Regions from separate parts of the Homo sapiens genome. Here region 2 is linked to region 1. The links are chromatin loops, found by intact Hi-C in ENCODE. Cell type or tissue: K562. All regions are shown on one strand. Links, peaks and the distances in the headings refer to the core of each region. The heading gives the core; the rest is flanking DNA.

Region 1 (11,991 bases), core at 2,027-10,026:
TCCTGTGTAGCTGGGATTACAGGCAGGCGCCACCACGCCCAGCTAATTTTTGTATTTTTAGTGGAGACGGGGTTTCACCATTTTGGCCAGGCTGGCCTTGAACTCCTGACCGCAAGTGATCTGCCCGCCTTGGCCTCCCAAAGTGCTGGGATTACAGGCGTGAGTCACCATGCCCAGCCTCTGTGCTTCAATTTCTTCATTTGTAAAATGGGAAAATAATAGCACCTACCACATGGGGTTATTACATGGGTTAAAAGAATTAGTTCATACATAGCTCTGAGAACGGTGTCCAGCACATTCATTTTCAATACTTAAAACAAAACAAACAAACAAAAGCTCTTTTGCCCAGGCTGGAGTGCAGTGGCACTATCTTGGTTCCCTGAAATCTCCATCTCCTGGGCTCAGCCCATCCTCCCACCTCAGCCTCCGTAGTAGCTGGGATCACAGGCATGCACCACCGTGCCACCATGTAGGTTTTTTTTTTTTTTTTTTTTGCACAGATGGGGCTTCCCTATGTTGCCCAGGCTGGTCTCAAACTCCTGCACTCAAGCAATCCACCTGCCTCAGCCTCCCAAAGTGCTGGGATTACAGGCATGAGCCACCACATTTGGCCTTAATACATTTTAACTATTATTATCTACCTATGATCATAAGCGGGGGAAAAAATGAGGCATTGTAAGCAAAATTTCCAGGTAACTGGAGCCTACCCTTTTTAAGGGATAAAAGATTTAAGTCATTTTCTAAATTCTATACTATTTATAATCCTAAAAATAACCAACATATATACCCTGCTTCCTTAAGTACAACACTCCTAATTCATCTCAAAGATCTCACACTCTGAGCTTTCCTTCTTGAACCCAATCCATTTCTGCTCCATCCTGTACTGAAGGGCACGCCATCTCCACCATGATGACTCCTGACTTCCTGGCCTGGCTACAGCAGCCTGGCTTCTGCCCCACCAATGCCCCAGCCTCTCTCCAAGGGCACCAGCCCCTCTTAGGCACCACCATGCTGAAGCCTTGCATATGCCTATATTAGGAAGGCCAGATGCCCTTTGTGGCCATATGTCTGCTTTTTAATTCTTTTGTCCCCTACCTCATTAGGCCATCAGCTGTCACTCGTCTGTCAGTGTGCCTGTCTCCACTCAGCTTCACATGCAACTACAGCTAGTCCCTCTGCTGCCCAAAGCGTGGTGGTGCAATATCAGGGCATGGTCCATTTCTTTGATGAGTCTAACTGATGGCTCCAGAGGCCATGTGGACACTCCCACAGCCAGCCAGGCCACCCCAAGCCCCTCAGCTTGCCTCCAAGGACAGCTGGAAGCTATAATCTGGCCCCTCCTCAGACTTTACTTTCACTTTTCTAGTCTCTTCTCCCTCTTCCCAGCCAGCCTGGCTCTCCGTCATTTGCCTGCCCTTGTCACCACCAGAGCCATTCCTTACGAATGTGTCTCTACCTTGGCTGACCCTCTCCATCTCTCCAGGCCCATCTCAACTCCTGCCTCCCTTATGAAGCCTTCCCTGAAACCCAAGACCCACCCGGCAATGCAAAGAACGTGGGCTTGGCAGCCAGACACACCTGGGTCTGAATCCCAGCCTCTTTCTTGCTGTCTGACCTAAGGGAAAGTTACTTGACTTCTTAGAGTTTCTACCTTTTTGGCCTTAAAATAGTATGATATCCACCTTATGAGGCTGTTATAAGAATAGAAAAGGCAGTACATGTAAAGCAACTGATGTGCGGCCTGGCAAATTATAGTTATTAAATTATTAATATCATTATTATCATAAACCATAGCACTCACTGTCCACACCTGAACACATTACATACATACGGTTCTTGGTTATACTCAATATGGTGCTCTATTATATACAGTGGAGTCACACACTATGTGGGGTTAGATTCCAAAGTCAGCACGTAAGGCAAAAATAGAATATAGTCCAAAACTCCTGAAAATCCCTTAAACTGCTCACAAAGTATAGTACACATGATTTTGAGTATGCCATTTGGTATAATATAGCTGCAGGAAAGCATAATAGTCATGTACAGCATATAGTAAAAACACACAAAATATTATTTTTATAATTTTAGGCTACAGTAATATAGTTTCTTTCACAACCATATAGTTGAACTTATTGAAGTTTACTGTCCACGTGCCATGACTATACAGCATAACTAATGTTCTGAATGATAATCGATTCGTGTTGAATGTTTAAGCCTGCTCTCCCTGGAGAGCTGGGACCATTTCCTACTTCCTTTATATCCCATCCCGTTCCCCAGCACTAGGCACACAAAAGGTGTTCCACGAAAATCCATATGGATTTAACCAACTGATCTGAACGGTGCACGCACAATAAACGGGCTGGAATAGAGTGGGGAACAAGGGGATCTCCATGTGTGGTGACAACTTCAACTGCTCTGCTCTCCCACATTGGTGGCGTGGATGAGTGGAAGGTCCTTGGCTCTGTTTCAGGCACTTGACCAGGCAGAGTGGCTAAGCAGAGCTGGGGGAAGGCCAGACAGGAGGCTCTGAGGGCTGGAGGAAGTCGTTCACTTATTCAACTAGCTGTGAACTGTAATACCTCAAGGCGAACACTGTGGGGAAGCACCGTGCCTGCTTCTTTTTCAGCTTCCCCACCACAGACTGAGCTTCCTGAGGCAGAGGTTGTGTGTTGTTCATTGCTCTATCCCCAGCACTCACCTAGCACTGGGCCCTGCTCAGAGACAATATGAGGCACGTTTGAGTGACTGAGTGAAAGAAGATAATTTAGTTCTTGTTTTCAACTAAATACTTCCTGATTTAAAAAAATGTACAGATCAGCAGAGGAGATAACAAATGTACCCCAATAATTAAAATTCAAGTCAGGGACGTCAATAACAGTCTAGGGAAGTTCAGAGGCAAAGATCTGTTCCAGTTACGGTATTAAGTAGACAGCTTACAGACAGCTTGGAGCTAGGCCAATGAAAGAGAGAAATGTTATAATGTGGCAATGAGGTAGGAAGGGAATTCCAGGGTGAAGAAGTAGTGTAAGAGAAGGCAAAGAGGGGCCAGGCAGGCGTAGTGGCTCACGCCAGTAATCTCAGCACTTTGGGAGGCCGAGGTGGGCGGACCACCTGAGGTCAGGAGCTCGAGACCAGCCTGGCCAACATGGTGAAACCCCGTCTCTACTAAAAATACAAAAATTAGCCAGGCGTGGTGGCATGTGCCTGTAATCCCAGCTACTCAGGAGGCTGAGGCAGGAGAATCACTTGAACCCGGGAGGCAGAGGTTGCAGTGAGCTGAGATCACGCCACTGCACTCCAGCCCGGGCGACAGAGAGAGACTCCATCTCAAAAAAATAAAATAAAAATAAAATAAAATAAAAGGCAAAGAAGTGGAAAAGCATGAGATGTGGACAGTAAGTCTGGAAGAAATGTATGACACATATAGGAAACCAAGGAGGGAGGGATAAAGCTGGGAAGGAAGCTGGGTCTCAAATCAAGCAAGTGTGTGCTGTAGTGGACATGTGTTGTTTCTGCTGCCCACCACCCATTCCTCCATCCTCTGATTATAGCACTCCATTTTCCCCTCTGGGGACCCACCCCAGCACATGACTTCGCCCTGGCCAATAAGAATATCCTGGCCAATAAGAATATCCTCAGGCTATAGGTTCATGGAGGGCATGTGACCCAATCAGTTTCAAGGATACATAATGAAACTTGGGGATTATTCAAAGAGTCACACATCTCTATCCACACAACTAGAACCTGGGGCTGTGACATTTTGCCATTACTTGTCTGAGGACCAAGGCTGCCTAGAAGATGGGGTGAGAGACAGAAAAGGTCAGGTCTTGGTCACACTGTTAATGTTTCCAGATAAGGCTGAGCCTGTAGCCGGTTCTACTGCTGGACTTTTCAGATACTGGTGACAACACATATCTTCTTTTTAAGCCAGTTGAGCTGGGCTTTCTGTTACTCTCACCTGAAAGAGCTGTACCTGAGATGAAAGCAAGGTGGGCAGTCAAAGGAACAAGAAGGTACACACCAAGCACTAGCCATGGCCAGGCACATGCTACTGGTTTTCCTCTCAAAACCCTGCGAGGTAATGAGAAGGGGAATTGTGGAATGGGGAAACGGGGTTTACAGAGGTTAAATAATTGCCTGTGATCACACAGATTGTGACTGGCCAGGTGATTTGAACTCAGATTGTTCAGATTCCAGAGCCCAGCTCCTTACACACCACCACCTGCCTGGAAAACAATGGGAGGCACAACAAGCTTTTGGAGAGTGATGGGGCATGATTTAACCTGTGCCTTAAGAATGCTGAGCAGGTCAGGCATGGTGGCTTATTCCTGTAATCCCGGCACTTTGGGAGGCCGAGGAAGGCAGATTGCTTGAGCTCAGGAGTTCAAGACCAGCCTGGGCAACATGGCAAAATCCCATCTCTACAAAAAACACAAAAATTAGCTGGGTGTGGTGGTGGCATGCCTGTGGTCCCAGCTACTTGGGAGGCTGAAGTGGGAGGATCACCTGAGCCCAGGGAAGGTCAAGGCTGCAGTGAGTCATGATCACACCACTGCACTCCAGCCTGGGTGACAGAGTGAGAGACCCTGCCTAAAAACAAAAAACAAAAACCAAAAAACATTCTGAGCTAACAGGATGCAAGAGGAGGAGAAAGGAGGCTGGAAGGTGAAAGAACATTAGAAAGTCAAGGTAGTCAGGCATGGTGGCTCATACCTGTAATCCCAAAACTTTGGAAGGCAGAGGCAGGAGGATCACTTCAGACCAGGAGTTCAAGACCAGCCTGGGAAACACAGAGACCCGTCTACAAAAAATTTAAAAATTAGCCAGGCGTGGTGGCCTGCAACTGTAGTCTTAGCTACTTCAGAGGCTGAGGTGGGAGGATCAATCACTTGAGCCCAGGAGTTCAAGGTTACAGATTACAGTGAGCTACGACCATGCCACTGCACTCCAGCCTGGGTGACAAAAAAAAAAAAAAAAAAAGGAAGTCAAGGTAAAAGGTGATGCCAAATGAGAGATAAGAAGGGTCTGCCTAGGATTCTGGCAGTTGATGGGGAAGAGAGGGTGACTCAAGAGAAAAAATAAGCTGGACTTGGTGACTATTTGGGGAAGGATGGGAAATGGGCACAAGCGGGTCTGGGTGGAGATTGAGAAAAGTAAGGAAAGATACCAAGGTTTAAAGCTTGGGAAGATATATTTTGTTAAGATATATCTTAACAATGAGATATATATATCTTAACAAAATATATCTTAACAAAAGAATACTTCTCTGACCCCATTTGTCCCTCTAGTTCCCCTGTAAATCAAAACTCCTAAAAAAAAGTCTATAAGCACTGTTGCCATAAATGGGTACTAATTATATGATCCTTGTATTACAAATTTGCGGTGTGTAAAGTGTCAATAATAGAACTATATTTAGGGAGTTGGGGAGAGTCCTGTTTAAAGCACTCAGAGCTCAGGGCCAGGAGGGCCTGGAGCACTTGCTTTTGAAGTGGGAGGGCCCAGCCACTAGGGTGGCAGGTGCACTTCCAGGATGACCACTTCAGAGGTCCTCAGCACCAGCCCTAGGGCCAGTACTAGAGTCTACACCTGTCTCAAAGAAAATGCCAGCGCAGGAGTCCCTTCCCTTTCTTGGGAGGAATTATCCTTTATTCTTTTGTGTGTGTGTGTGTGTGTGTGTGTGTGTGTGTGTAAGTAACAAAATGTCACCTCGTATGAAACAGTAGTGTTAGGAGACAGCGATTGGTATTGAGGTGCCAAGATTTTTTATGAAATTCTACCAGTGCCGATAGCCAGTGGATTCTGAAGGGTTATAGGGCAGACTCCCTTTAAGAAGCCTAGGGATGGTCTCAGAGAGGAGAAGGAGGGCTGAGAGGAAACCTGGAGTGACCAACGGCGCATGCCCAGGGCCACCCCAGCCACTCAGCACCCTACGCACGGGTCAGGCTCTGTGAGGGCCGAGTCAGCCCCAGGCCCGGGGCGGCACTTCCCGGGTTGGCCCACCGGCCAGCCGGAGCCTGGGCGGGGCCAAGGGGGTGGGGCCAAGCCCAGCACATGCGCCTAGAGCCCTGGAAGCTCCGCCCTGCAGCGCCGCTGGCGCCCAGCAGAGGGTGGCAGCCCCCTTCTCATCTACCCTCCCGCTTTGCTGGGGCCGCTTTCACCTCCGCCAGGCCGGCCTCCAGGCCCCACCCCCAGGAGGCGTCCCCCAGGAGCTCCGGCCCGAGGGGGCTGCGGCGGCAAGATGGCCTCTCGCCGTCCCCAGGACGCGTAGGGCAAGAAGAGGCAGGGATGAGCTCGGTGCCCACTTTGTTTTTATCACCGCTCTATCCCCAGAACCTAAAACAGTTCCTACATATAGTAGGCATTCAGTAAATGCTTATTGATGGAATAAATGAATGAATACATGAATGCAAGGTCAAAAGACGCCAGGAAAGCCTGTTCTAGAGAGGGGCTTGTCTAGAGACAAGCAATCAGGAAGGTCAGTGGGTATGGGACGGCGAGCCACAGATCACTGCCCCAGAGGTGGTCGCCGAGGCTTGGGGCTCTGACACTCCCCCCAGCCCCTACACCCACCCAGTCCCTGCATTGGCACACCCATCAGTTTGCTCAGAGCCATGTGCCACCACACCTTTTCGGGCACAGAGCCCAAGTAGGGACGCCTGGGCTTGTCCTCTCTGCCAAGACCCTGAGTCAATCCCCAAAGACTAGGCAGGCATATGCGGCCGACTGCAGGGACCACCTGACTGGCCCGACAGCAGGCCTGCTGCTCTCTGAGGTCTCTCAGCTGCTGGGGATTTCCTCATGGCCCCCGGGGACTTCCAAATTGCCTCTGCTTTGCCAAGCTCCCCCAAGGCCCAAAGCCATGAGCCAGCCTTGAGGATCCTTTCCCAAAATCCTCCACAGCCCTGCCCCACATCTCATCAGGACTTGGGTCACTTCTGGGTCTCCTAAATGTACCACATGCACTATGTTCTCCTATCCACCCCCTCTGGTAGACAGGAGGGAATAAACATAATGAAGCATTGTTCTCTTTTTCATATAAATGACAACTCTTCTCCATTTCCACAGAAGAAAAAAAAGGAAGCCAGCTTAAGGGTCAGCCACAGCAATTTAAATAAAATATCAGTAAGGTCTTCCTGGGTGTGAGAGATGGAGGCCTGTGGTGCTTATTCTCAAAGTCAGAGAAGTTCTTCTAGACAAGCCTCAGGTTCCTCGTAACACTGGACATCCAATAAATATTTGAGAATCTGTGTGTTCACCTCTGGAGCCCCTATTGGGCCTGTTTCTAAAACCCTCTGAAGTAAAAAATAAAGCACAAACCCTATGTCCATAGAAACAGGAAGAAGCAAAAGCCTCTACCTTGCCTACCAACCCACCACCTCTGTGCTAACAGCCTGGGCCAAATCCACTGGGGCATGTGAGTACCTGTGTGTTACAAAGCTGGGCAGAAGACATCCTTGGCGAGGAAAGGAAGCGCTGCCCCAGTTGTGGTGGCACACAGCCAGGGACCTGCTGGCCCTGGGGCATTAGGATTCCAGAGCTGGTGGTGGTTGAGGTGTAGAAATTGCCAGAGAGGACAGCTCTTCCTTCTTGAGAGGAAGGGGAAATGCCACCATCCCCTGCCTTACCAGGGGGACTCTGAAGGAGGAAACAAACCTTCAAGAACACCCAACTATTTCTTTCTGGGAGCTGTTTAGAGCCGTACTGTTCAATATGGTAGCTACTAGCCATGAGTGGCTATTCAAATTGAAGCTGGCCGGGTGTTATGGCTCATGCCCATAATCCCAACATTTTGGGAGGTCTAGGCAGCAAGATCGCTTGTCTTCCTTTGATGACTGATTTTGAGGTCTCTCTTCTGTGCCTTTGAAAGACCCTATAGAGGATCCTCTACCCTTTGTCCCGCCCATTTTCTTCAAAATCCCAAAACTGTAGCTCTTATTGTTGCTGTAGAAACAGATGCTTGTCAAACATGAAGTTGGTTGGAAGGGCTAGTTTTGGCTGCAGGAATTGCTTTCAGCTCATCTGGGGAGGAGAGAGGAGGAAGAAAGGAGGAGAGAGGGGGCCCCAGGCAAGGGCCCACAGGTCAGGAGTTGCTGTGGTTGCAAAGGTGTTGTTAACACAAGACCAGCCTGGGCAACATAGTGAGACCCCGTCTCTACAAAAAAAATTTTTTTTTAATTAGCCAAGTGTGGTCCCAGCAACTTGGGAGGGGGAGGTGGGAGGATCACTCAAGCCCAAGAGTTCGCTGCAGTGAACTGTGATGGTGCCACTGCACTCTAGCCTGGGTGACAGAGCAAGACCCCGTCTCAGAAAAAATTCCAGTTAAATGGAAACAATGAGGATACTTCTGATTAAATTAAAATCAAATAAAATTTAAGGTTCAGTTCCTACTAAGTTGGATAGCATTATAGACCATTTCTACCCTTGCAAATTGTTCTGTTGGGCAGGTCTGGTCTAGAGGTTCCCTTTCAGTGTGTCCTGGTCCCTCTACCAATGCCTCCTTCAGATGATGCCCCCGCCTACCTGCTGTTGTCTCCCTTCCTCACCCCAGAGTCTGCTTAGACTCCTATCCACACATGCCTTGCCTTGTTCCCTAGGCCTCCAAAAGAGGTGGAGGAGGGGACTGTAGTCACAATTTAATACCCAGCTGGGAGCAGAAGCCAAGACTGAATGGAAACCTACTCCCACCCCAAGGCGTCCCAGGCCTGGGAGAAAGCCCCTCAGTGCCTGCACAATCACACAATGGTTCCTTGTTTCTGCATTCTCTGGGCCAAGCACGAGTAAGACATCTGGAATGCAGTGGCCTGAGGGCTTCCCCAAGCCACCCGCTGCAGGACTTATCTGATGTTAGTACTCCTATAGAATCAGAAGTCCCAACAGAATCCTGAACTTTCAACAGCAAATAAGGCCAATGAAGCCTCATCCAGGGCATGCCAGGATTTCTGCCATGGAGCAGTGAGGCCCATAACTGGACACCTCCCTGTGTCACCAACTAGATGAAGCAAAGGAGGAGTAGGAAGGGGAGGACACGGTGGAGAATGGACTCTGGACATATCTGACATGCTGGAGAGGAGGCTCAGAGAAGCCCCCCAGCCCCGCATCCACAGAAGAGCAAAGGAACAGATTGGCGGGTCTGACCACTGTTGTGTTCCGTCACAGAGACTTCACTGGAGAGGTTTTGCTGCAGTAAAAATCACAAGTGGGAGAGTCTAGGCATGCTCATATGGGTGGTGGAAGGAGCAGAGGACAGACTCTGGAACTGGCAGGTCAGGACTGTCTTTCTGTTTTATGCCTCAATTCCTGCTTAGTCCTAATCTAAATGGGCTGTCAGGAGCAAGACAGGTGTGAAGAAACAAAATAAATTGTAGAAAGACCAAAAAGTAGGGTGAGTTTGTTCAAATGGAAAACAAATAGGTAGAAAGACACCTGGTACTCCAGAGGTCTTGCCATCAGCTAAGAATCTGACTGGAGGGAGTCACAGAGAAAGCAGCCCAATTTTAAAAACTGGAATCAAACTTCAGACCAGATTGGAAACTCAGGCCAAAGCAATCCCTCGCTAAGATTACTGTGCAGCCCTGAGTAAGCTTAGGCCTGTTCCCCATCTCTACCTGAAAGGCACTTTGGGCATAAGCATCAGCGTGGGGACAAGAATAAAGCAGTTCTCCAACACTCCCCGTGAGCAGAGCTGAGCCATTAACAGGAACAGCACCTGTGACATTCCTGCGGGTACCAAGCTACCAGGCACCAGTGCTTCCTGACGTACCAGAGACAGATTAATGAGGATGATGATAATGTTCACTTCTTCTTTTTTTTTTAAACAGGATCTCATTCTGTCACTCAGGTTGGAGTGCAGTGGTGTGATCATGGCTCACTGCAGCCTCAAACTCCTGGGCTCAAGCGATCCTCCTGCTTCAGCCTCCTAAGTAGCTAGGACAGGCATGCACCACCACACTGGGCTAATATTTTTACTTTTTGTACAAAGTAGCACTATCTTTCGCAGGCTGGTCTTGAACTCCTAGCCTCAAGAGATCTTCCCATTTCAGCCTCCCAAAGCACTGGGATTACAGGTGTGAACCACCATGCCTGGCCAATGCTCACTGACTCTAGGCACTATTTTGAGGCACTGCTCTAAGTGGTTTATATGTATTGATTCATTTAATCCTCAAGACAACCTTACAAGGAAAGTACTATTATTTTGTGTTTGCTTGTTTGTTTGAGACAGGGTCTTGCTCTGACACCCAGGATGGACTGCAGTGGTGCAATCACGGCTCACTGCAGCAAACTCCTGGGCTCAAGCAATCCTCTCACCTCAGCCTCTTGAGTAACTGGGACTACAGGCACACACCACCATGCCCAGCTAATTTTTGTATCTTTAATAGAGATGGGGTCTCACCATGTTGTCTGGGCTTGTCTCACTATGTTGCCCAGGCTAGTCTTGAACTCCTGGGCTCAAGTGATCCTCCTGCCTCAACCTTCCAAAGTGTTGGGGTTACAGGCATGAACAACCACACTGGACTAAAACTACTATGATTATTCTCATTTCATAGATGACGAAAATGAGGCACAGAGGAATTAAATAATTTGCCCAAGGTCACTCAGCCAGTAGGCAGCATGGCCAGGATTCAGACCCAAGCAGTCTGGCTCCAGAGGCCAAGCTGTAGCCAATACTTAGCAATGTGTTAACAACACCTTCGCAACCACACACAACTCCTCACCTGTGGGTCCTTGCCTAGGGCCCTCTCTCTCTCTCCTCCTCTCTTCCTCCTCTCTCCTCCCCAGATGAGCTGAAAGCAGTTCCTGCAGCCAAAACTAGTCCTTCCAAGCAACTTCATGTTTGACAAGCATCTGTTTCTACAGCAACAATGAGAGCAGCAGTTTTGGGATTTTGAAGAAAATGGGCGGGACAAAGGGTAGAGGACCCTTTATAAGATGGGTCCCTCTTTCAGAGCACAGAAGAGAGACCTCAAAATCAGTCATCAAAGGAAGACAAGGGGGCTGGGGGAGGACCCCAAAGCCCTGATTAAAGCAGGAAAACTGATTCCCCTACCCCAGAGACAAAGTCCTCTGGTGCGAAGCCAGCTGCTTTCCTCTGGACAGAGAAGGTAAGGGCTAGAAGCAAATGGCAGAAATTGGAGGGGTCTGGGAGAAAAGGACAACCCACTCTAAATTCTGCAGAGTGTGTGTGTGTGTGTGTGTGCGCGCGCGTGCGTGTGTATGTGGCGCCTAGGCCATTCCTAAGCTGGGTGTCCTGCCACAGAACCCAGTTCTGTGGTTCTCTTCCCCAGGTCGAAGTTAGGTGATGATGGATGGAGGCAAGAGTGATCAGGCAGCCCTGGGAGAGGCGTGTAGACAGGCCTCAGTGTGCCCGCACAGGGTGGCTCACCTCCCTCGAGGGAGGGCAAGGGCATTTGGGGTGAGGTGGTCAGGCTGGTACCCCTAGGAGAAGGCTTCATTCCTGCCTGCCCCTCACCTCATCTAAGCAAGAAACCCCTTTTCTTGTTCAGAAATCCTGAGGCCAGAATCTCAGGCTGCCAGGGCAATCGGGGCTCTGCCAGGCAAAGCCAAGTGCTAAGGGGAATAGGGATGTTTGCTGGTCACCGATTCCAGGAAGACAGGCCACAGCAGTCCCCCCAGGCTTCTCAGGCAGGGGGCCCAGTTTCCCTCTTGCCTCTGTTGATCTTGAGGCATGGCCAAGTGAGTGGGGACTCGACCCAGCCTGTGCCCGTGTCCTTTAGGGAACCTAGGTGCCTGCTGAGAGGAGGCAGGGCTGTGCCAGGCTCAGCACATGCTGGGTTCCCCCCATGCCTGAAGTGCCAGGCACACTAGCTCCCACAGCCTGGACAGCTCTGGGGAGGGCGAGGCAGAAGATGCCAGCCCAGCCGGGGAGGAAATCTTTTACTGCTCTGAGCCCAGTGCTTCTGCAATCAGCTCCACAACCAAAGCAGTCCACACATGAGGGAGGGGCAGGGGCATGAGGGAAGGGCCCCCAGCAGG
Region 2 (11,991 bases), core at 1,608-9,607, 470 kb after region 1:
GGCAGAGGGGACAGCTTGGGGGCCTTGTGACAACAAATGAGTTGGCCTGGCATTAGGAACTGAGGGGAGCTCCTGGGCCCCTCCCCATGTGGTACAGACCCTGATCACTCAGACTCTGAGCCAAGCCAACCCCACTGCCATCACTGCAGAAGAATACTTCAACCCCAACTTTGAGCTGGGCAACCGTGATATGGGCCGCCCCATGGAACTGACCACCAAGACACAGAAGTGAGGCCCCTGCCGGTGCTGGGAAGGTGGGGGGCCGGGGCTCCAGGAGATGCTGGGAGGCCATGGCTTCCTGCAGTGTCCCTTACCCCTTGGGATCTGGTGGGGGCAGGTTCAAGGCCAAGCTGTGGCTGTGTGAGGAGCATCCCCTGTCCCTGTGTGAGCAGGTGGCCCCCATCATTGACCTCATGGCCGTCAGCAATGCGCTTTTTGCCAAGCTCCGGGACTTCATCACCCTGCGTCTGCCTCCTGGCTTCCCAGTTAAGATTGGTGAGACCGCACGGCCATTTCTCCTGAGCCCGTGGCGGGCCGACCGGGGTTTAGATGAGGTCGGGGTGGGGCTGAGGCTGAGGTGTGAGGGGCTGAGTGGTGGCGCCTAAAGGTTTCCTCATCCTCAGAAATCCCGATCTTCCACATCCTCAACGCCCGCATCACCTTCGGGAACCTCAACGGCTGCGACGAACCGGTGCCATCGGTGCGAGGCAGCCCCAGCAGCGAGACGCCTTCCCCAGGCAGCGACTCCTCCAGCGTCAGCAGCTCCAGCTCCACGAGTGAGGCCCCCCGCGAGAACGCCTGCCCCTCGGCTCTCCCCGGGGTGGGTGGGAGGGGCGCGCCCGGCCGTGCCTGACCCAGCCCCCGCGCCCCCAGCCTCCTGCCGCGGCTGCGAGATCTCCCCAGCGTTGTTCGAGGCCCCGCGCGGCTACAGCATGATGGGCGGCCAGCGGGAGGCGGCGACCCGGGACGACGACGACGACCTGCTGCAATTCGCCATCCAGCAGAGCCTGCTTGAGGCGGGCAGTGAGTATGACCAGGTGCGTCTCCGCGGGCGCGCGGGGCCACGGGACTCCGCGCCGCCACGGCTAACGCCCACGCCTCCCCGCAGGTCACCATCTGGGAGGCGCTAACCAACAGCAAGCCAGGCACCCACCCCATGTCCTACGAGGGTCGCCGACAGGACAGGTCAGTGCCCGCTGGGCCGGAGAGAATCCTCCGGAGAGGATCCTGTCTCCCCTAAGCCAGGACACAGCCGGAGAACCCGCGGGGCCCTCGGCAGGGACCCTCCTGGTATCGGGATGGCTTCTGCCACCACTCCTGCCTCCGAGGCGGCAGGCAGGGGTCAGGGATCCAGGCTTCACCGCGGAGTTCAGACTCTCCCCAGGCATTGACGGGGAGAACTTGGTAGGGTCTGGGCTCCGCCACGACCAGGTGGGGGCCAGGACGCCGCGGGACTGACCGCCTCCACTAGAGGGTGGTGGCCGCGGGCCGCCCTGGAGCCTCCACGCCGTGTCCCGGCCCCGGCCGGTGGGTGGGTGCGCCCGGGAGCCCGCGACATTCCTTCCCCACCCCCAGGAGCGCCCCGCCCACGCCGCAGCGCCAGCCTGCGCCCCCGGCGTCAGTGCCCAGCCCTCGGCCCAGCTCAGGGCCAGGTTCCGGCGGCCACGTGTTCCGGAGCTACGACGAGCAGCTGCGGCTGGCGATGGAACTGTCGGCGCAGGAGCAGGAGGAGAGGCGGCGGCGCGCGCGCCAGGAGGAGGAGGAGCTGGAGCGCATCCTGAGGCTCTCACTGACCGAGCAGTAGCGCCCCCTGCCGGGACCCTCGCCAGCGCCACGCGCGCCACGCCCAGGGCCAGGAGCCAGACAAACCCCGGCCTGCGCGCCTGCAGAGCGGCGGCTGGAGACTGGAGCCACCGCCTCGCGGGTGCAGCAGCACAGCAGGCACGGTTCGGGGAGGGATTCGGCATGGCCGCGGGGTACCTTCCCAGGCCAGGGCCCTGGAGGCAACTGGCACGGCCTGGTCCCCCTGCTTTGCTGTATTCTGATTCCCCAACCCGCTCCCCTGGGCTCAGATCTGTCCTGTCCTAGGGCGGAGCCAGGCGGTCCTGAGGGGGAGATGAATCCTTAGAGGAGCGCTGTCCCTATCCCTTGCTCCTTCTGGCCGGTCCGCATTTCTGTTCACTAACCCCACTCCAGGACACTGCCCCTGAAGCCTTTGCATCTCTGCTCTTCACTCCTGGGGGGCAGCTGAGCTCCCCGCGTGCTGTGTCACTGCTTTGTTCCAGACACAAACCAGCACGTCTAGGGCCCAGCCCCTCCCCCACCCCGGCATTTCAGCGTCAAGTGCACTTAGCGGGGTACCCGGCTCCCCCAGCCCCCACACCCGTCCTGGGTCTCAGGGTGGTTCCAGCTTCTCCTTGGGCAGCCAGAAGTTGGAGTCCCATCCCCCAAGGCACATTTTTTTTTTTTTTTTTTTGTGATCAGGGAGTGTGTCCAACGTAGCCCCCTGGCCTGTGCAAGCCCTGACTCCCTCATGGTGCCTCGGAGAGTGGGGAGCATATTGGGCTGGGGTAAGCACTAGACCCAAGTAGACTGGACACAAAGGGCTCGCCCAGGGCCCTGGCGCCACCCCCACCCCTTCCCACCAGCTGCTGCTAGCCTCTGTGGTTGTACATCCCACTTGCCCCCACACGGAGACTGACTCTAAAACCCTTCATCCAATGGTGCTAACCCCCGGCTCTCCCCTGCCCCACCTCACCCACCCAGAGAAGCACAGACCCCGCCAGGGGCAGGGGCCCACCGCACACCCTTGTCCCGGGCCTGTCTGGGACTGGCCTTCCCGGCTCAGCCAGTGAGGCTCAGAAGGGACACAAAGAGGGATGGAAGAAAAGAACAAAGAGAAACTGTTCCTCCCACCCCCTTCCCTGATGCCAGGGGCACCAGACTGATTCTGAGGCACAAATAAAAGAGGCTTCATACCGGAGGCTTTTGCTACCTAACTTTACTTGGGGGGAACGCCTACGGTGTGGGTTGGGGTCCTTCTGAACCTCAGAGTGGAGAGAGCTCTAGGGTAAGAGGCTGCCTGATGGACCCTGAGCCCAGGAGTGCATCGCCAGGTCTCCCAGGAGCCTGGGGGTAGCATTTGCAGAGGCTGGGGGTCTCGTTCCCCTCACTCCCACCCATGCAGGAGGCACAGACTGAACGCTTAGTAAAATATTTCATTCAGTACGTCTTGTTTTTCTGAGAGAGGCAACGGCAGAGGGTTGGGGGCAGTGTGTGTGTATTTGTGATGAACCTAACTCCTCATGCCAGTTCTCTCGAGATTTCTTCGCGGGGGCTGCCGCGAGGAAGCAGCCCTCGCCCCTGTCGGTGGAAAGAAGGAAGAGAGTTCTCTACCACAGACCGCTGTGGGTGTAGCCACTGGGTCCGGCTCTGCAGCAAACGGGTTGTGTATGTGTCTGCAGAACTGGGGTGACGCCCATCTGGTTTACCGCTCAGGGTGATGGAATCCAGTGAGCTGATTAGGAGAAGCGCTGTCATTTTCCCCAGCCTGGGGGTACCCATCAAATCGCCACCCGTTTGAGGTCAAGCTCAGGCTCCAATAACCCCAAGCATCACGCTAATACTAAGCACTTTCCCTGCCCTGGGCGGAGGACAAAGGGGGACACCACCTCGCCGTGCAGCACCATTGCTGAGCCCCCCAGGTTACCCCAGGCCTCCCTAGGCCAGCTCCAGCCGAGTCCCAGACGAGGCTCGCAGTCCAGCCTCCGCTGGAGCGACGTGGGTCTCCCCTAAGCTCCAAGAGTTCTGGTCTCCCGCGAGGGGCGGAGTTCCCTCCCCAGTCCCGCCCCCGGGCCCAGCCCAAGAAGGCGGGGTCCGGAGTTCGGGACTAAAAGCCGGGGCGGGGCCGAGCTTGTGCGCCCCGCCCCGCTCCGCCTGCCTGGCGCGCGGGGCTAGTCCGTGCCGTCCACCAGCTCGCACAGCATGTTCTCCAGAGCCGTGATGCGCTGCTCCTGGGCCTGCACCCGCTCGCGGAGGGCCTTGATCTCTTCCAGCAGCGTCTCCAGGGTGTGCTGCTGCTGGGGCGGAGGACAGAGAGGCCGTGTCGTATAGGGGCGGTTGGGGGAGATGTAGATTGGGCCAGAGTGCAGCAGGGCCGATCTTACCGACAAGGGGGCGTCGCTGGCCGACTGGCTGCGGCGGGGGCCGGAGGGCGGGCGCACGTCCAGGATGTTGCGCTTCGTGACCCGGAGCTCGCGGTGCTTGGGGGGCACATAGCCGTCCCTCAGCGAAATGAGCACGGGTTCGGCGTCCTGGCCGGATAGCCATTCGTCCGCTTCTAGGGCCGGCTCCGGGCCTGGCGTATCCGGGTACAGATCGTCCTGGAAGAGGTCTGACTGCGGGGGTGGGTGGACAGGAGGACTTGCGTGAGAGGGTGCGGGGCTTGCTCCGCTCCCTTCCGCCTCGTAGCCCTGCCCAACCCTTCTCCCGGCCCCTCACCTTGCGGGGCACAGTCATGATGATAGGTTCACACTTTCTTTCGTGTAGCTTGTAGAACCTATAAGGGAGCAGGGTTCAGCACCCTCGCAGACTTCCACGTCCTTAACTTCTCCTGTCTAAGACCAAGGGGGTTGGAGGCCAACACTTGCTCAGCGCCTACCATGCATATTGCACATTACACACATTATTGGTTCTGCAATAAAACACCCTGATGGTGTGTTCACCATCATCTTATAGATGAGGAAACTGAAGTTGAGAATGTAAGGCTAGTGAGCGGTGGGTCTGGCACTGAAACAGAGCTGTCTTATCCCCCCGCCCCGCTTTTCCAAAGCACTGCATTACTGGGGAAGCCCCGTGGCTAGGACCCGACATGAGTGGGGGACAGAGGCGGGTAGGTGTTCAGGAGGGGCCAAGGCTGCTGACCGGGCGATCTCACACTTGCTGACATCCAGTCCCCTTTTGGGCATGAAACCCATGCCCCGCTGCGGCTCTTTGCTGCTGAACGTGTTCAGGTAGTGCACGAAAGGCGGCTCGTCGGTAATCTCAAAGTACCGAATGCTGCTGTCGCCCTGCAAAATCAGTCGGTTCAGGGGCGCGCCCGGACAAGGCCCTCCACATCTCCATCCAGTGCCCTGTTCTCCCTGCCCGGCCGTGAGCACCTTGCCACACAGGTAGACGATGCTGGAGTCGGGATCGTAAAAGGGCAATAGGACCCCGTTGCTTGTGTCCATCTCCTGCAGTGCCACTGGCTCCTCGAAGTTGTTCTGCCCGAGCACAGGAGGCGTGACCAGCCCTGCCCCACCCTCCCGTGCTACTTCGGGACCCCCAGAAGCCCCTTTACGCTTCCTGGCCTTCCCAAACCCTATGCCCCAAACCTCTAGTGACCAGAGTTGCAGGCCCCTCCCCTGGGCACATCTCTCCTCCTCCCCTGCGCACATAGCTCCTCCTCCCCTGCACATATACCCGCTGCGCGCCGCATGCAGTCACAGCAAACCACCCCCAGGGACTCGGCATCACCAGGTGGGGGCGCCAGCGCAGGATCCTTCACGCGACGCAGCAAAACTGGGCAGAGGGGTGGGTGTGAGAATGGCAGGCGCTGCAGAGGTGGCAGCAGCCTTCAGTCCTGTCCAGGTGGGCATGCCCTGCGGGTGGGGGGCGCCTGGCCACTCTCCCGTGATGCCAGTCCCCGAGGCACACACCCCAAGCCTCCAGCTGCGTTACCGGGTCCCACAGGCCCAGCTCTCGCTGGCTCATGCGGGTGAAGCCCGTGGTGAAGATATGGCCCTGGCGCGTGAAGACGGCCCGCATGGGCCTCATCCCCTCGTGGGCCGCAAACCTCTCCTGGGGGGAGGGGGAGACAGGGAGGGACATCACCCAGCTGCCTGCCCTGAGGAGCATGGAGGGATGAGCAACCAGCTTGCTGACTTGGGTGTCCGGGGTGGAGGAGCGGATGCGGGGAAGAGACAAATGGGGCCTAAGCACTCAGCTTCCTGCGGGGCCACGTCTGGCCCCTGACCTGGAGAGCATCCGGGCCTGGAGAGAGCAGGAGGCACGCGGCTCTCAGCCGATCCCGAACCCTTAAGCGCGCTCAAAGGCCGATCCCTAGAGCAGGGGTGTCTGCTGGCTCCCCGGAGTCGCAGCGAGGCTTTTCCCGAATGGGAGCTCCCCGCTCCGCTCTGGCCTCTTGGGCGCCAGCCACAGCCCGGGAAGGCGCTCCCGGCAGACCCAGAGAAGGAGCGAGCTAGCGCGCCCGGCGCGGCCTGGCCTACCGGGTCCCAGAGCGCGAGTTGCCGCTCACTCATCCTGCTGAAGCCGGTGCTGAGCAGCTTCCCGTCTGCGGTGAAGACAGCCCGCAGCGGGCGGGCGCCCTCGTGAGGCCGGGCTTGCTCCTGCTCGCCGGGTTAGTGGGTTAGAGCGCCCCGGCGCCAGCCCCGACCGCTCTCGGCGCGCTTGCTCCACGCAGACATGCACGCGGCCCACGCACCCGCACCCCAGGTTAGACTTGAGGCTGGCGAGGCCAGGGCCGCCGCCCTCCCAGGGCATCCGGCTGGGATAAGCAACGCGCGAGGGTTGCCCCATCCCCCGCCCAGCGGGTCCACAAGGAGAAAGGGCCAGCCCTCGAGCCAGTGTCAGGCCCCAGACCCTGGAAGATGCGTCTGGGTGCCGGCTGAGAGGAGAGGGGTCCAGGAGCTCAGGTTTCATGCAGGTTCTGGTGGGAGGATGGAGTTTCCAGCTTCTCCCCTCCTCAATCCCAAAGCGAGGAGCCCTTCTCTGAGCTTCTGAGATGCAAGGGAGGGGAGGGAACAGGAGCCGGGCAGAGAATTGCAGGCTGGGGGCTTACTTAGGGCAGAGACCTGTGGTTGCAGAGACGGGGGAAGGGGGCTAGTCTCTGGAGCAGGGATGCGACAGGTGAAAGCCGGGACCAGGGGCTCTGATAATGGTGGGTACAAGGGTGCTGACAGCTGGCCACTGGTCAAGGGGTTCTGGGGAGTGGCCAGGCCAGGCACTCACCGCCACCACTTGGCCTTTTCTGGGGTCAATGATGCGCAAGGTCTTGTCCTTGCAGGTGGTGGCTAGCAGGCTACCGTTGCTGTTCCAGCACACACTGTGGATGACGTCTGGGTGCATATCATCCAGGCTCAGCAGCACCTCCCCGGTGCCCACATTCCAGATGATGATCACATTGTCACCACCTGCCCAGAGTGGCCAGGCATGGTCACCTGGGTCCCACCTTTGCCACCACCCACCCATCTATGGGGGACCCCTCCTTAGCCCCCAGACCTGCACTGAGCAGGACATTCCTGGCAGTAGGGTGCCAGGAGAGGATGCCCACACGCTTGGAGTGGCCCTCAAGTGTGATGATAGGTTCCGTAATGTTGCGCATGGGGGTATAGTCTGGAATCTGCCACACCTGGGTAGGAAGAAAAGGTATATGGTGGGTGGAATGAGGAGCCACCCTGTCCCTCCACTCCTTCCCTACCTTTTTTTTTAACCCTACTGGCTCTCTTGAGTGGTAAGGGTCAAATACAGGGCAAGATGTGGTGGTGCATGCCTAGAACAGAAGCAGCTGGGAGCCAGGAGGGGGCACTGCCAGCTCTCCAGAGACCTCCCATTCACTCCAGCAGGGAGACTTCAGAGCACTGCCCTGCTGCTCTCCAGGCACCAAGTTGGCCATGGCTATAATTAGTCCTAAGCAGTGCATCCTGGGAGGGGGTGGGCATGTAGCTAAAAATAGTCCAGGAGCTGGGCAGGGCAGGGCCCTGGGACCCAGCACCTCCCTTATTACCACCCTTAGCACCTTCCCCAGCACAGGTGAGGCAGCCTTCCCTGCTCCCCTGCTCAACTGCCCAGCAGTAGCCACCTGGCTCCTACCATGATGGTGGTGTCGTCTGAGGCACTGGCGATAACGTTGTCATTGTGTGGACACCAGTCAATATCCAGCACAGGGGCAGTGTGCCCAGTGACCAGTGGGTAGTTCTTATCCACTCGCCCTGTCTGAGGGGTTGGAGAAGAAGATGTGGGGCTACTCTCCTGTGTGTTTTTTGGGGAGTGGGTAGCAGATCTGCTTACATCTCGATTCCTTATTACCTATTTTCTCTTTGCAGATCCCTCTCTGCACTTCTAACCCCATCCAGTCCACTTCCTGCACTTTACTGAAGGCAGAGTTGAAATAATTTAATATTAGGGACTGTGACACAGAGAGGTAAGATGGCCTCATCAAGGACACACAACAAGATACTTGTAGAGCTGAGATTTGAACTTTCCAGCCCAGTGCTCTTCCAAAGACACCTACTTGGAGGAGGCTGTTCTTCAGCCTGTTCTCCTATTGAAGTGTCTGTGGGAATCTCCTGGTGGAAGAGGTCAAGGTGAGATAATAGTGTAGTGCTGGACAGCCCTTTCCTGGCCTCCCTTGGCAGATCTCTTCCTTGTGAACCACTTTTACCTTGGAACCACAAGCAGCAAGCAGTCCTGGTGCCTACTATCCCCAAATGGGAGCTGGGGGCCCATCTATTTTTTGGTCTTCACAGGCTGCTTGTGGGGGTTCTGAGACCTCTGCAGGGGCAGACACTGGTCCAGACCAGGCAGCGGGGGAGAGGGTGGCTATGTGGTACTGAAAGAGCAGACATATTGGGGGAGGAGGCAGCTCCGGCTGAAATTTGAGCCCTGGGGCTGTGTCCCAGGATGATGTCTGCATTGTCTGGGGTGAGTCACTGGCTTTTTCAGGCCTCTTCCTGACCCCGCCACCTGTGGAGCCTACCCTAACAAGGTGTAGGGGCCAGAATCCAGGTCAAGGTCATACCTTGGGGGTTGGGGGAGAGTCATCCTTGGGATGTGGATGGTCAAGGGGCTTAAGGTTATGAAGCTAACGTGGTAGTCATTGCCTGGTCCCCATCCTGAGGGTAGGGAGGGCTCTGGCTTTATGTGTCATGTCCCCCTTCCTTTCCGTTCCCTTTCTTTCTACTTCACTGCAAGTGTCCTTGGAGGTAACCAGGGACTCTTTGGATAGAGCCTGACCCTGTCCTCAGTTTGCTGCTCTGGGATGTGACTTAATCAAATGGTCATCTTGGGCTAGGGAGGAGGTTCTCCACACCCAAAACATGAGGGGATGCGGCATTAGGAGAGGCAGTGATGGAATCTGGCCAGGCTTGGCTGTGCTGTGTCCCAACCATCTCCATCACCCGGCTCCCCTCCTGGTCCCTGCTGGGAATGGGGTGGTGCATGGAGAGGTGGGAGGGCTAGGGAGTGGGAGTAAGCCACCCTGATGTTAGGGTGGGGTGGGGTGGCCTCCCCTCTGGTCCTTGAGGGCTTGGGGAATAGGGAGGAGCCAATCCACACAGATGCTTCTCCTGACTATGGAATGGAACTAGGTGAGAACAAAGGCTCAGGAGTTCCCAGGGGCCCCAGCTAGTGTCCTCCCACTTGCTTCCTTTCCCTGATCCCTCACCTTGGCCAGAGGCAGGACGATGAAGGCACCCCCGCCTCCAGCCTCCACAATAATGGCCAGGAATTTGGGGTTGACGGCACAGAAGGAGCTGTCCCATGTGACCTTGGACACACGGATGTCCTCGTAGGCCTGGTCGGCCTTTGCTGCCTGCCCAAACACATGGCGGAACTTGCTTTGCCGAACCACACGTCTGCTCATAGCTGCAGGCAGAGAGGTAGGATCTCAGTGCCCAGAAATGCCTTTGGTCCTTAGTCCTGTGAGCTGCGGGAGGGAGGAGGAGTGGAGGGGTGGCTGATGAGAAGGGTTATGTGGTCAGGAGTCAGGTATAAATCCATATAGTGTCTGGTCCTAGAAGCAGGGAGCTTTCTTCAAGGTGGTCAAAGTATGGGAAAGTTATTTTGCTGTGTAAAATGCTGTTTAATGTAAGTGGCTAGGATTTGGGGCCTGAATTCTCCACAGAGACCCAGGCTGAGGGGATTGTGGAGCCTAACAGACTGAAAGCTTTCTGGACGTTGGAATGTTTTTGGGAGGAGCCTCAATGCCACACTGCCTGCACCCCCCGCCCCCACCACCGCCAGCCTTGATGAGCATCTCTTCACGGACGTGGTTGTAGCTCCCAGAGGCACCCTGTCCAGAAGCAGAAGACTTGACCATTGGATCTTGGCTTAAAGCCAGGTATGGGGCCAAGACTGCAGCCACCACAGGATACCGAACTCGCATCTCTGGAATAGTTCAGGCAGATGGGGTTTTGCCTTTTCCTAAAATTTTGCCAAGGGGGAAGTTCCTCCTGTCCACCAATCTGAGTCCTTTCTGCTACTGTTTTCATCCCATGCCTTGTGGGGGGACGGGTGGCAGCACAGAGTGAGGTGGATCCCTCTTCTCCCACTCCTTTCTGCACTGGCTTCTCCAGGAAGCCCTGATCATGGTCTTCTGGCTTTTGCCTACCATAGGCTTGTCCGGTTTCTCCTCTGGGTCCTCTGCCCTGGTTGGGCCTTCTTCCTAGTGAACTCTTCTAGGGGTGGGGTCTTCAACCCCATCCTCCACCCCTGCCCCCGCCACGGCCAAGCCAGATTTGCAGGGGTGGGGAGGGTGAGGTGCCTTTTCTCCAGCTAGGGTCTCCCTAGAGGACACACTGAGCACTCCCAAAGCCCCAGCCAGTGGCTCCTGCCCCACCCCAGCCCCAGCATCCGTGTGCCCTTCAAGGCGCGTCTGCGGCCCCGAGCCTGAGGCCCGGCCTCCCTGCACCCTTCTTCAGCCTGCTGCCCTGACACTGCGTTCTTGCGAGACGAGGTGTCTGCGCCCTCCGGGAGCGCTGGCTGCTGTCCGGCCAAATATAGACACCACGTCCTCCCCGCCCGAAACCGAATTTGGCGGCGCGGGGGGAGGAGGCGCAGACCTCTGCCCCTCAGGGACCCCGCCCGCTCCGCTGGCTGCGGTGACGGCCGGGTGTGGGGGGCTGGGTACCTGGTCCTGAGCGGGCTGCGGGGCGCTCACGCTGCGAATCCTCTGCGGAAGGGGCCCGAGTGCGTAGGGGGCCGAGGAAGGCTTCAGGGCGAAGGAGCCACCTCTCCGGGTGTCTGTAGTATCTGGGACCCGGGTGTCCAGCTCCGCACTCTGGCCGATCCTGCGGCTCTCTAGAGCCCGGCGCCGCTGCAGCCCCAGCTGCCGCTGCCATCAACCTAAGAGGGCGGGGCTAGCATAGGGGCGGGGCCAGAGCCCAAGTTGCCCCGCCCCCTCCAGCGGCGGGAAAGTCGAGCGACCCCGACTCCCCTCCCAGCTTCCGCCGGCCTCGGAGAACCATCGAAAATAAATGTGCAGCTGTGTGCTAGGTGCGCACGCTGCTTCCCTCCCTCCATGACTCCCGGGTAGGCTGGGGAGGCTCGGGTTCGCAGACCTAGAGCAGGACGCTTGGAGAGGGAACGGGCGAGGGGGCGTGCGCCCCTAGAGCGGGCAGCCGAGGGAGACCAGGTGCCTCCACCCGCATTCCAGCCTCAATCGCGCTCCCAATTTAGCTGTCCCGATCGGCCGGGACTGCGGGACTGCACTTCCAGGCCTCCCTGGGGGAAAGAGGCCCTAGAGAATGAGGACCCAGGCTGATCCTGATGTAGGGCAAGTGAGAGGGCACCCGACACAGGGTTGTGAATGTTAGTTATTGTTATGAATGGCAATAGCGATCATTTGAGAAACCTAAAATGCTGGCTGTGTGCTAGGCATTTCACCCCATTAGATGAGATTCCATGGAGCAGGGCAGGAAGCAGCTGAAAGAACAAGGGGAGGACCGAGTGTAAAGTGAACCCACCTTGACACTCCCTCCCCTCCCAGATGCAGGGGGAAGAGGCTAGCACCGGTCTCTAGTCACATTTTAGGGGTCAGAGAAGCCAACTCAGAGGCCAGACTCCTAATGTTTTCTGGGCCTTGTTTGAATTGGCGCCCGACTGTGTTCCAGGTAAGCTTCCCCCGTCTCCCCCAATATTCACAGAACTGAATGTTGACCGAGGTCAAGGAGATTAAAGATAACCTGATCAAAATACAGCCAGTGAAGACCA

The links. Peaks named below come from ENCODE experiments on the same cell type or tissue, not always from the same donor. Only the 100,000 strongest peaks of a DNase experiment are listed, where the experiment ranks them.
Region 2: a loop joins it to region 1, with 3 times the contacts of the local background. A loop is called at or near these places in 2 of 110 quality-filtered maps.

Annotation. Positions count from the first base shown.
Region 1 is chr17:29,142,929-29,154,919 of GRCh38, forward strand. All of the region lies in intron 2 of MYO18A (myosin XVIIIA), which reads right to left. The region is part of intron 1 of LOC124903967 (a long non-coding RNA gene); the gene reads left to right. Among named protein-coding and RNA genes, the nearest start is that of MYO18A, 31 kb to the right of the region's middle. RefSeq lists a silencer at 5,848-6,327 and enhancers at 6,708-6,897, 6,918-6,967, 11,092-11,991, 11,934-11,991. In K562, for the core only: CTCF peaks have their summits at 2,592 and 6,104 (motif pointing right); DNase peaks (open chromatin) are centred at 2,613, 3,603, 6,063, 8,813 and 1 weaker place; H3K4me3 peaks cover 925 bases.
Region 2 is chr17:29,611,779-29,623,769 of GRCh38, forward strand. It overlaps ANKRD13B (ankyrin repeat domain 13B), which reads left to right. Exons shown (of 15, transcript NM_152345.5): 10 at 98-228; 11 at 338-495; 12 at 624-776; 13 at 874-1,037; 14 at 1,109-1,185; 15 at 1,576-2,983. The coding sequence ends at 1,804. It overlaps CORO6 (coronin 6), which reads right to left and starts at 11,134. Exons shown (of 11, transcript NM_032854.4): 1 at 10,910-11,134; 2 at 9,446-9,706; 3 at 7,873-7,995; 4 at 7,282-7,411; 5 at 7,012-7,193; 6 at 5,722-5,841; 7 at 5,160-5,264; 8 at 4,924-5,069; 9 at 4,501-4,558; 10 at 4,167-4,397; 11 at 2,984-4,079. The coding sequence starts at 9,643. The coding sequence ends at 3,954. RefSeq lists silencers at 1,459-1,688, 1,849-1,958, 3,287-3,356, 3,804-4,017, 3,897-3,946 and 2 more and enhancers at 1,633-2,496, 3,362-4,225, 8,533-8,827, 11,735-11,991. In K562, for the core only: CTCF peaks have their summits at 5,503 (motif pointing right), 6,371 (motif pointing left) and 7,581 (motif pointing right); DNase peaks (open chromatin) are centred at 3,873, 5,493, 6,333, 8,663 and 1 weaker place; H3K4me3 peaks cover 1,879 bases.